Regions from separate parts of the Homo sapiens genome. Here region 1 is linked to region 2. Evidence: chromatin loops called from intact Hi-C (ENCODE). Cell type or tissue: IMR-90. All regions are shown on one strand. Links, peaks and the distances in the headings refer to the core of each region. The heading gives the core; the rest is flanking DNA.

Evidence for each region. Peaks named below come from ENCODE experiments on the same cell type or tissue, not always from the same donor. Only the 100,000 strongest peaks of a DNase experiment are listed, where the experiment ranks them.
Region 1: a loop joins it to region 2, with 2.3 times the contacts of the local background. A loop is called at or near these places in 1 of 110 quality-filtered maps.

The regions. Positions count from the first base shown.
Region 1 is chr4:173,915,137-173,919,543 of GRCh38, reverse strand. The region is part of intron 1 of LINC02269 (long intergenic non-protein coding RNA 2269); the gene reads right to left. Among named protein-coding and RNA genes, the nearest start is that of LINC02269, 20 kb to the right of the region's middle. In IMR-90, for the core only: no CTCF peak of the experiment used is centred there; DNase peaks (open chromatin) are centred at 1,793 and 2,153; H3K27ac peaks cover 481 bases.
Region 2 is chr4:173,792,566-173,796,972 of GRCh38, reverse strand. No RefSeq gene overlaps it. Among named protein-coding and RNA genes, the nearest start is that of LINC02269, 100 kb to the left of the region's middle. In IMR-90, for the core only: no CTCF peak of the experiment used is centred there; DNase peaks (open chromatin) are centred at 2,152 and 2,702; H3K27ac peaks cover 172 bases.

The DNA.
Region 1 (4,407 bases), core at 289-4,288, 120 kb before region 2:
AAAAACTTACGTTTATTTATACATGAAACATTTTTTTAATACCAAAGAATGCTGAAAGTCAGAGAGTTGATACTTGAAATAGTTAAACTTGCAAAGAGACTCATTCATTACTTTTCAGAGAAGAAAATCTTCTTAAAGCTAAAACATTCAATTCTTGGTTTAAGTCCAAAGGTTCTGTTCAGTTGTTTTGAAGTTACAGGGAAAAAAATGTACTTTTCCTATCGTACCCATTGACATTTTTAAACAAAAATAATTCAAAGATATTTAAACAGTATGACTTCAAATGTCTGTGGTTAATCCATTGTGGAGAAGAATCTGTAGGAGAAAAAAAAACTATGAAAAAATAAACTTGGAGTTTGATCATGCTTTCAAACACTGGAATCAAACTAAAATTCTTCTAGGTTTATAACTGTACTATCAAAGTTTGGTTTATTTTTAACTAAAAGAGAATATAGGTTCCTGTACTGTATTTTTTAAAAGTATTTTAAGGGTAAATTAAAAAAAACTATTAGACTCACAGAATAAAATAGTCACATAACAGGGAGTTCTGTTTCATTAATTCTGTAGAATTAATATGTGATCTTCCCCAACCTATTTTTGAGTTGTAATTTAAACTCAAATTCTATTCTGAAGTGGTCAAAAATGCATAATTTAGTTTAAAGGGATGACTATTTGGTACAACAGCCCAGAGGTAAAAGCTAACAGACATGTCAGTGTTATCGATGTTTATGCTTATTTAGCCTCTTGTACTCAGGGACAATAAAAAATAGATGGGATTGAATTCTTGGGTAAGATACTTTATGTCTTTCAACTTTCATTTCTTTATCTGTAAAATGGGGTAACAGTAGGATTATTGTGACTGTTAAAAGAGGAGATATATGTAGAACAGCATAGGTAATATCTGACACACAGTGTATACTTATGAATTGTTAGTTTCTTTCACCTTTCCCTGAGGCATTCATTAATGGAATTAAAAATTATGAAATATCAAAGTAAAATAAGACTTAATAGCTGATGTGAAACAAATTTGTGTAATAAATTCATTTACTCTCATTTGAGTCAATATCTTTTTCAAGTTGTTCTTTATACACTATTAGTGGGTGTAAAATCAGCGTAGCTGATTCTGACCAGAAGGGAAGGGAAGAGAAGATAAAGTATCAGAGTATCTCACACATAGAAGAAAGGTTTCTTTCAATTTTCATTTCAGTTATACATATGGCCTATATATGTATTGCAGACTAGGTCACAATGTAAAATGTATTTCGTTCTAGGGGTTACTGTTTTGTTTTGTTTTTTAAAGGGAAATATTGCATTATCTGTTCTTTCTATTCTCACTGATATCTTTTTCTGAGTTCACAAAACATATATGGAGATGGCCTTAAACATACGCCAATGTTCAAAAATTCACTGAAGCATTTTAATCAACTGAGCATATTTTCCAAATGAAAGAAAATATTCTGACTGTCTGATCTCATATTATAATTTTTTGAGCCATTACCAATTATGAGACATTATGCTATCCACACACTCTATTCTTCACAACTGCCTCAAGAGGTATTGCTTATTCTCTTTATGTTACAATGAGGAAACTGAGTCTCAGGGAAGTGAACTCAAAGCCAGGGCTAGATTCCAGTTTTGTCTCACTCCATGCCCAAGCTTTTCACCACTAACCCATAAACACGTTCGCAGGTGGAACAAAAATTGTGTTGCCTGGTCAGTGGACAAATGGCTCCTACGGCTCTTGCTGAGTGACAGACTCGGGAAGGAATGCACCACACAAAGGAAACGGCTCTGATATGTTAAAGAACGCTTCTCTCACAGAGCAAGTTGGGTCTATCAGTGACTAGTTTAGTCATAACACAATTTAGCCTTTTAAAGAGACAGAATTGTATAAATACAGTACAGGAAGTTCAAAAAGTAATATTTTAGAAACCACATTCTTTTCTCCAGAACAGACAGCACAAAAGGTTCCATTCCCCACATTAAAACACTCTGTCTTCTCCTTGGGACACAGTGAAACGTTTACTAAGAAGTCTGAACAGCCTTAGGAGCATGAACCCTGATTTTTTTTCCCACTGTGTTCACAAAAGCAATGGATTCATTGGCAGTCCAGGACTCTGAAACAGCCTGTTCAGATTTCTTTGCTCATGCTCAGCTAATATGAATCACTTTAACTAAGTATTGCCCTGCTTTGCAGAACGGTTCTGACATTGCTAATAGTTGGCTCAGTTGAGTTGACCACAATAAGAGCTTTCTCCAGACTGAGAGAGAGCCAATCAGGCCCTTGTGAATGTCAGCATTTAGTTTGGAGATGGATTCAGATCCAAATTTTAAAATATAATAAACACTCTCCAAAGATACATTACAGTAGGGCAGCTACTAAAAGCCATCATAACAGGGCAATTGTGGAATGCCAGATGAAACCTAAACTTTGTATCATACAAGAGCATGCTATAATGGAACTTCTTAAGGGGCTTTTCACAGTCCCTGCTAAAGAATGTATTCGTCTGCTTCTATTCCTTTTTCAGTTTTTGGTTCCTTGAAGCTAATAAATTCAAATCTGAATCAACTTATTCTTATATGATATTAGATGGTCTTAAAAATATCTTCTATTTCAAAATTCCTCCTTTATAAATGGAGGTACTCAGCAATAAAATATTATAAAGAGCTTTTAGAAAGTACTGTGAGAGTCACCAAGAGGCATGCTGCACTTGGGCCCCGTGTAGCACTGCCATTGACAGAAGGAGAGACACTCAGAGTGGCTTGAGAGATTGAATTTAAACAACCTCCACATATCCTGAACTAACGTCCTTTCTTACAAATAAAAGTACTGCATAGAATTCCAATTAAATTGGTCAAAGCCACTATATTTAGACCAGAAGCAACCCCTTAAATCACTTAATTCATGTTCTGCTGAAAAGGGTAATCCTCTACCAAGGAACCTATGATTTGTCTGCTTTTTAGGAATCCAAGAAGAAATAATGATTTATTTTTTAATAACAAAAGTTAGACTATTGACATCCTTTCTTGCAACCACCTCCCACTCCCCTTAGCCCAAATTTCATTTATAATTGCATACTTAGGACAATAATGCCATTCAGCTCATGCTTTCTCAGACTGAGTATAGAAAAAGAATCATAACAGTTTTAAAATTATTATATTTTATATAATATTTTGGCAGATAGTCTCAACATCATTTCTATCAAAGTTCATTTTCTGTTGATTTCTTAAAAAATTGATTCATTATTTATGTATTTTTATAGTTCTTTTCTTGGGTATAGTTTCTGTTTGTGTAATATAGGCTCAGCATAGGAAAATTAGAAAATAAAGAAAAAGATTGAAATGAAAACAAAAAGTTCCCACAACACTGCCATGCATAAGAAATCACTGTCAACATTTAGGATTCTATCCTTCCAAAATTGGTTTCAATGCATATGTGCATGCATTAAGTTTTACAAAATGTATCATCATATAACATATACATCCCCTCAAAAACTATCAATTACAATTAATTGCCCTTGTTATTAAAAGTTGTTCAAAAATATGTTTGACAGTTACAAATTTTGTATTCCTGGAATGTGCAATAATTTATTTAATTATCTTACATACTAGGCGTTTAGGTTTCCCCTAAATTTTCACTATTACAGTTTATGCTGCTGGTAATATCTTTTACACATGCCTTATATTCATTATTTCTTTCTTTCTTTTTTTTTTTTTTGAGACAGAGTCTCGCTCTGTCGCCCAGGCTGGAGTGCGGTAGTGTGATCTCGGCTCACTGCAAGCTCCACCTCCTGGGTTCACGCCTTTCTCCTGCCTCAGCCTCCCGAGTAGCTGGGACTACGGGTGCCCACCACCACGCCCAGCTAATATTTTGTATTTTTTAGTAGAGACGGGGTTTCACCGTGTTAGCCAGGATAGTCCCAATCTCCTGACCTCGTGATCCGCCCGCCTCGGCCTCCCAAAGTGCTGGGATTACAGGCGTGAGCCACTGCGCCCGGCCTTCATTATTTCTTAGAGGTAACATTGCTATGCCGCAAGGACCAAGGAGATGTTAAACGTTTTGCATATGTTGCCAAATTGCCCTCCAGACAACTAGAAACAATACCTTCTCCCCCCTGTTTCATTGCTGTCTGCCATGTTGGAGGTTCTTATTGTTAGGCAGCCTTTAAGATGGTCCGCAATGATTCTCTCCTCTCCAGGGTGGGCTGCACATAGTGATTTGCTTCTAGTGAACAGAATATGGCAGAAATGATGGGCTATGGCATCAGATTTCAGTAATAAAAAGACTGCTTCTGTCTTATGTGCTGCTTGTCTCTTTCTCAAATCACTTGAGCTGGGGGAAGCACAGTGCTGCGTTGTTGGCAGCCCACTGAAAAGGTGGACAACTCATCGCCAGGAGCTGAAGTC
Region 2 (4,407 bases), core at 149-4,148:
TTCTCAGTATCACTATAGAAAAAGGGCCCATAGACACAAGCTGACTTCTAAGCCCATATGGCAAGTTTCTATGCACTGAAAGGTTAAACAGACATGGGTTCTCCAGGCAGGTCTTTGCCTATCCTATGAACCCTTCTTATGCACTTCTGATGGTCTATAACCTCTTCTTTCCCCAATCTGATTTGTCAACCCCTGTGTGGCATAGTAAAATGGGCTAAAATTTGAAGTTAGAGAGACTCAGTTGAAAACTTTTTCCACCATTTACTCTATTTTGGACAAGTTACTTGTTTTTTGTGAGTCTCTTTTTTCTTCCTTGTATAATGAGGACACTACTGACCTCGGTAATACAGTGGTTAGGAGTGAAGGCTCTAGAATAACAAACTCAGGGTTTGTCTCTTACCATTGGTATATTTTAACTGAATACTCTTGGGCAAATCATAACCTCTTTAACTCTTGGTTTCTTTGTCTGTAAAATGGATTAATAACTGTAAAGTTTATGTGAGAATTAAATGCAATAACATACATAAAGCGACTTGGAAGAGTATCTGATACACAGAATATGTACTATGTACCATGTTCAATGAATATATACTTCCTTTCATTCTCAAGTATCAGGCACAGAAATAGACATTAATAAATCAAAGTAATTAAACCAATACACCAATTTCTAAGATTAGTGTTCCAAATGCATAATTTTACTGCTATATCTTATATAAATGTATTGCTTAAGGCATAGCATTTTAATCATTAAAATAAATACACATAAAAATTGTTTTAGAAAAAAGTTATTAATGAAATATCTGTTTATTAAGATTACTGGCTAGGCACAGTGGCTCATGTCTATAATCCCAGCACTTTGGGCAGCCCAGGTAGGCAGATCTCTTGAGCTCACAAATTTAGGCAACATGGCAAAACCCCCGCCTCTACAAAAAAAAAAAAAAATTAGCTCAGCATAGTGGCATGCGCCTATAGCCCCAGCTACTTGGGAGACTGAGGTGGGAAGATCACCTGAGCCTGGGAGCAGAGGCTTCAGTATTGCATTTTTTTTTGTTAGTAAAGGCCATTAAGAATTTCCAGGAAGTATCCTACATAACCACATATTCATTCTTCTTAAGAGGTTTATATTTTTAACCTAGATTTTTAAGTATGTTTCAAAAGAAAACATAAGGCGAGTAATTTTCTCACAGGGCTTTTGAATAATCAATCTAGAAAATTTTTTAAAAATGAATTTGAATGTAACAATCGCTAACTACAATACATATATTACAGCTGCAATGCAAAAGAGAACTGCTACTGAAGGTTAAGAAACATCATCTCACCCTTAAAATCAGGAAGCCAAATGCATAAATATAGTGACTCCTGCTTTTCTTTTACTGCCATAAAATTCTATGTTTGAGAGGAAACTTTGACCATATTTCACTTTCACCAAATCTTCATTTTACCCCATCAGCCCTAGGAAAAAGAGAATCGCAGGCATTAAAAAATGTTTTGAAAGAGAATGGGTACCTTAGGAAAACGTGGCTTGACTTTTTCACATGTGTAGAGCAATTGCTGAAAGAGTGGTACCAATTTATATGCTGTTAACTATATTTTGAACATTTTTTTAAAAACTCAAAATGATGAAAATGCATTTAATTTAAAAAGTAAAGAGAAAATAGCATTCACTGCTTACTCAAATGAACAACAAAAGAGTTCCTCTTAAAAATATCTGGGGTCAGGGGCTAGGGGAGGTAGGGATAGCATTAGGAGAAATACCAATACCAAAAAAAAAAAAAAAACCTGATTTAGAAATAGATACTAGACTTAACAAATCTTCCAAATAAATAAGAATGCCTCTACTTACATAAGTAGAGAATCTACATTATTCTCATTTTAAGTATGGATACTTATGTCACTAAAAAAGTACATCTTATTTTTTAACCCATCTTCAAAGTCATCATACATTTAGGAGTGTATTTGGACTTCCAGGATTCATACAGCTTCCTCCATAACAACTTTCTCTTCCTCCATAACAACTCTCCCTCTTCTCTCCCTCCATAACGACTTTCTCTCTCTCACCACACAGTTCTACACTTAGAAACCAATGGGCATTACTATACTCAGAATTTAATCCTTTTATTTCTTGGAGACACTGACTCACTTCCTTAGTGTAAGTCATTATTCCACAAACTTTCAGTAGAACTGGATTTCAACTATAAACACAGGAAAAAGTAGAGATTACAGACATAAAGATTAGTCTCTAAAATGAACTGGCCTCTCAACTGACTCAATATGAAAACTTCAAATACGTTGGACCCCAAAATTCCTTATGTGAGTACACAGAACATTGCAGATTATTTGATTACAAAATGTATAAGAAGACACTTTAAATACACTGAGTATATATAAATATTTGTGCTAGCATCTTCACAAATTCTTTTTTAGTACAGACAGAATAAATGCTAAAAAAAAGAAAAGAAACTAAAATTTTGGTGAAGAATTGGGTTCTCTTCTTTATAACTGTGGTTTGTATCTGCATGCTAAGACAAGAATAATATGTAATCAACATTTACATTTTCATATAAAAAACCCTCATTAACTTCAAATCAGCAGAATAAACCATATTTTATTTTAGTTGTTCCTTTCATACTACATTAAGATCAGTAAAAATTCATTCAGTCGGCCAGTCAGCTCGTCAGAACTGGAAAATCAGTAGTATGTTAGTCATGGTGTTACTATAAACATGCTCTTAACAGAAAAGTTTTGTTTTACGTAGTCAGTAAAGAATAAAACTGTGGCAGTAACATTTCAGATTTTCACCCCTCCTGATATATTGCCATAGATGTGGAGCAGTACTGTCCAATAGGACTTTCTTTGATGACAGAAATTTTCTACTTCTGCATTATCCAGACAAAAACCTCTGGCCATGTGTGGCTTCTGAGCTCCTGAAATGTGGCTAGTGCAACTAAGAAACTGAATTTTAAATTTTATTTCATTTTAATGCCTTGAGTGATAACAGAAGATAAAGCCCATAATGAAAGCAGAAATCTCTCCACCTTCAGTGATTCAACCGTTTCCAAAAGTTCCATTTCATAGACTAAAGTTATCATTATTAATAATTGTGAAATATATTATGAGGAATTTATGGGCCATGTAGTTGCAGAATTGCTTCAAAATAGATGTCTATACTGATAGAAGTATTGTTTCTCCAAGGGAAAATGAAATGAAAGATCTTTTACTTGCATTACTGTAAATCAAATCAATTTATAGTCTCCTGTTATTCTTTCCTCGTTTTCAAACTCCACCGCAATTCAGGGATTGAAGGATATATTAAGTTCTTCCAGGAAAAGAAAATCTAAGCAGCTGGGAGGAACTATCTTGCTTACTATAATTCCAGTTTGCTTGCGACTGTCTTTTGAACCAGGGCCCTCAGTTTATTTGACCTTAACATAATTTCCAGTCATTAAACAACATTAAATGGCCCCTTGTTGAATTAACATCACTTGTGCATTAGTAGATTTCTCCCCCTCCCGAGATTTTCATAACTTCATGCATCATTGAAGCTGCATGAGTGACATTAAAACAAAAAAATCCATATATTTCTGGTCAGAGTTCTGCAAAAATATTTTCATATTGCTGAGGCAGGTCATGATGGGGGAACTTGGTAAGTTTCATAGTTTGTTTAAAATAAGTATAAAATCTTAATATGAAAATTAAACTGGTACAAGTAGAATTGTATTTTCTTCTGTTTTCCAACCTCAAATGAAGATACTATAATGGCCCCTAAAAGGGTGAAAAATATTCATCCACAGGTCTTACATCTATGGAGCAGAACCAGTGTACACGTATAAGTTATGAGGTAAGAAGGGACCGAGAATATTCACTTTATGCATGATACTCTTTTACATTTCTAGGTTTGTTTATTTGGTTTTTTTGGGGGAGTAGAAATGAGCAAAATATGTTTTCTTTGTTGTGCCAGATGCATAAACTAGTTTCATAGTTTCAGAAACACTAATGATATATAGATGGTATCAATTATGGTCCACAAATTCACAAGTTGACAAGTAGTACAATATTCTAAATATTTCTCATTTTGTTGCTCAGCAAAATTTATATTTTTCTTCCCCATTCTATCTGGATGGCACTAACCAAATCTCATTCAATTGAGGTAACCACCCATCGTTTTCCAGAACTAAGGCCTAGGAGAGTACACAGCACCAAAGCCTGGGAAGTGGGTGCCATCTGATCTCTGATATCAGTTATCTACTGAGACATGTTCTGTAATGTTCACTGTTCCAGGGGGTCCTCATCCATCACTCCACTCGGACACTGTTCACATGTCCTCTCTAGCCCTGGGATCCCTTGGCCGTGTGCTGCCGTGCTGGCTGGCCTCTTGCTTGGGAATTCTGCAAGGCTATCTGTGATCCT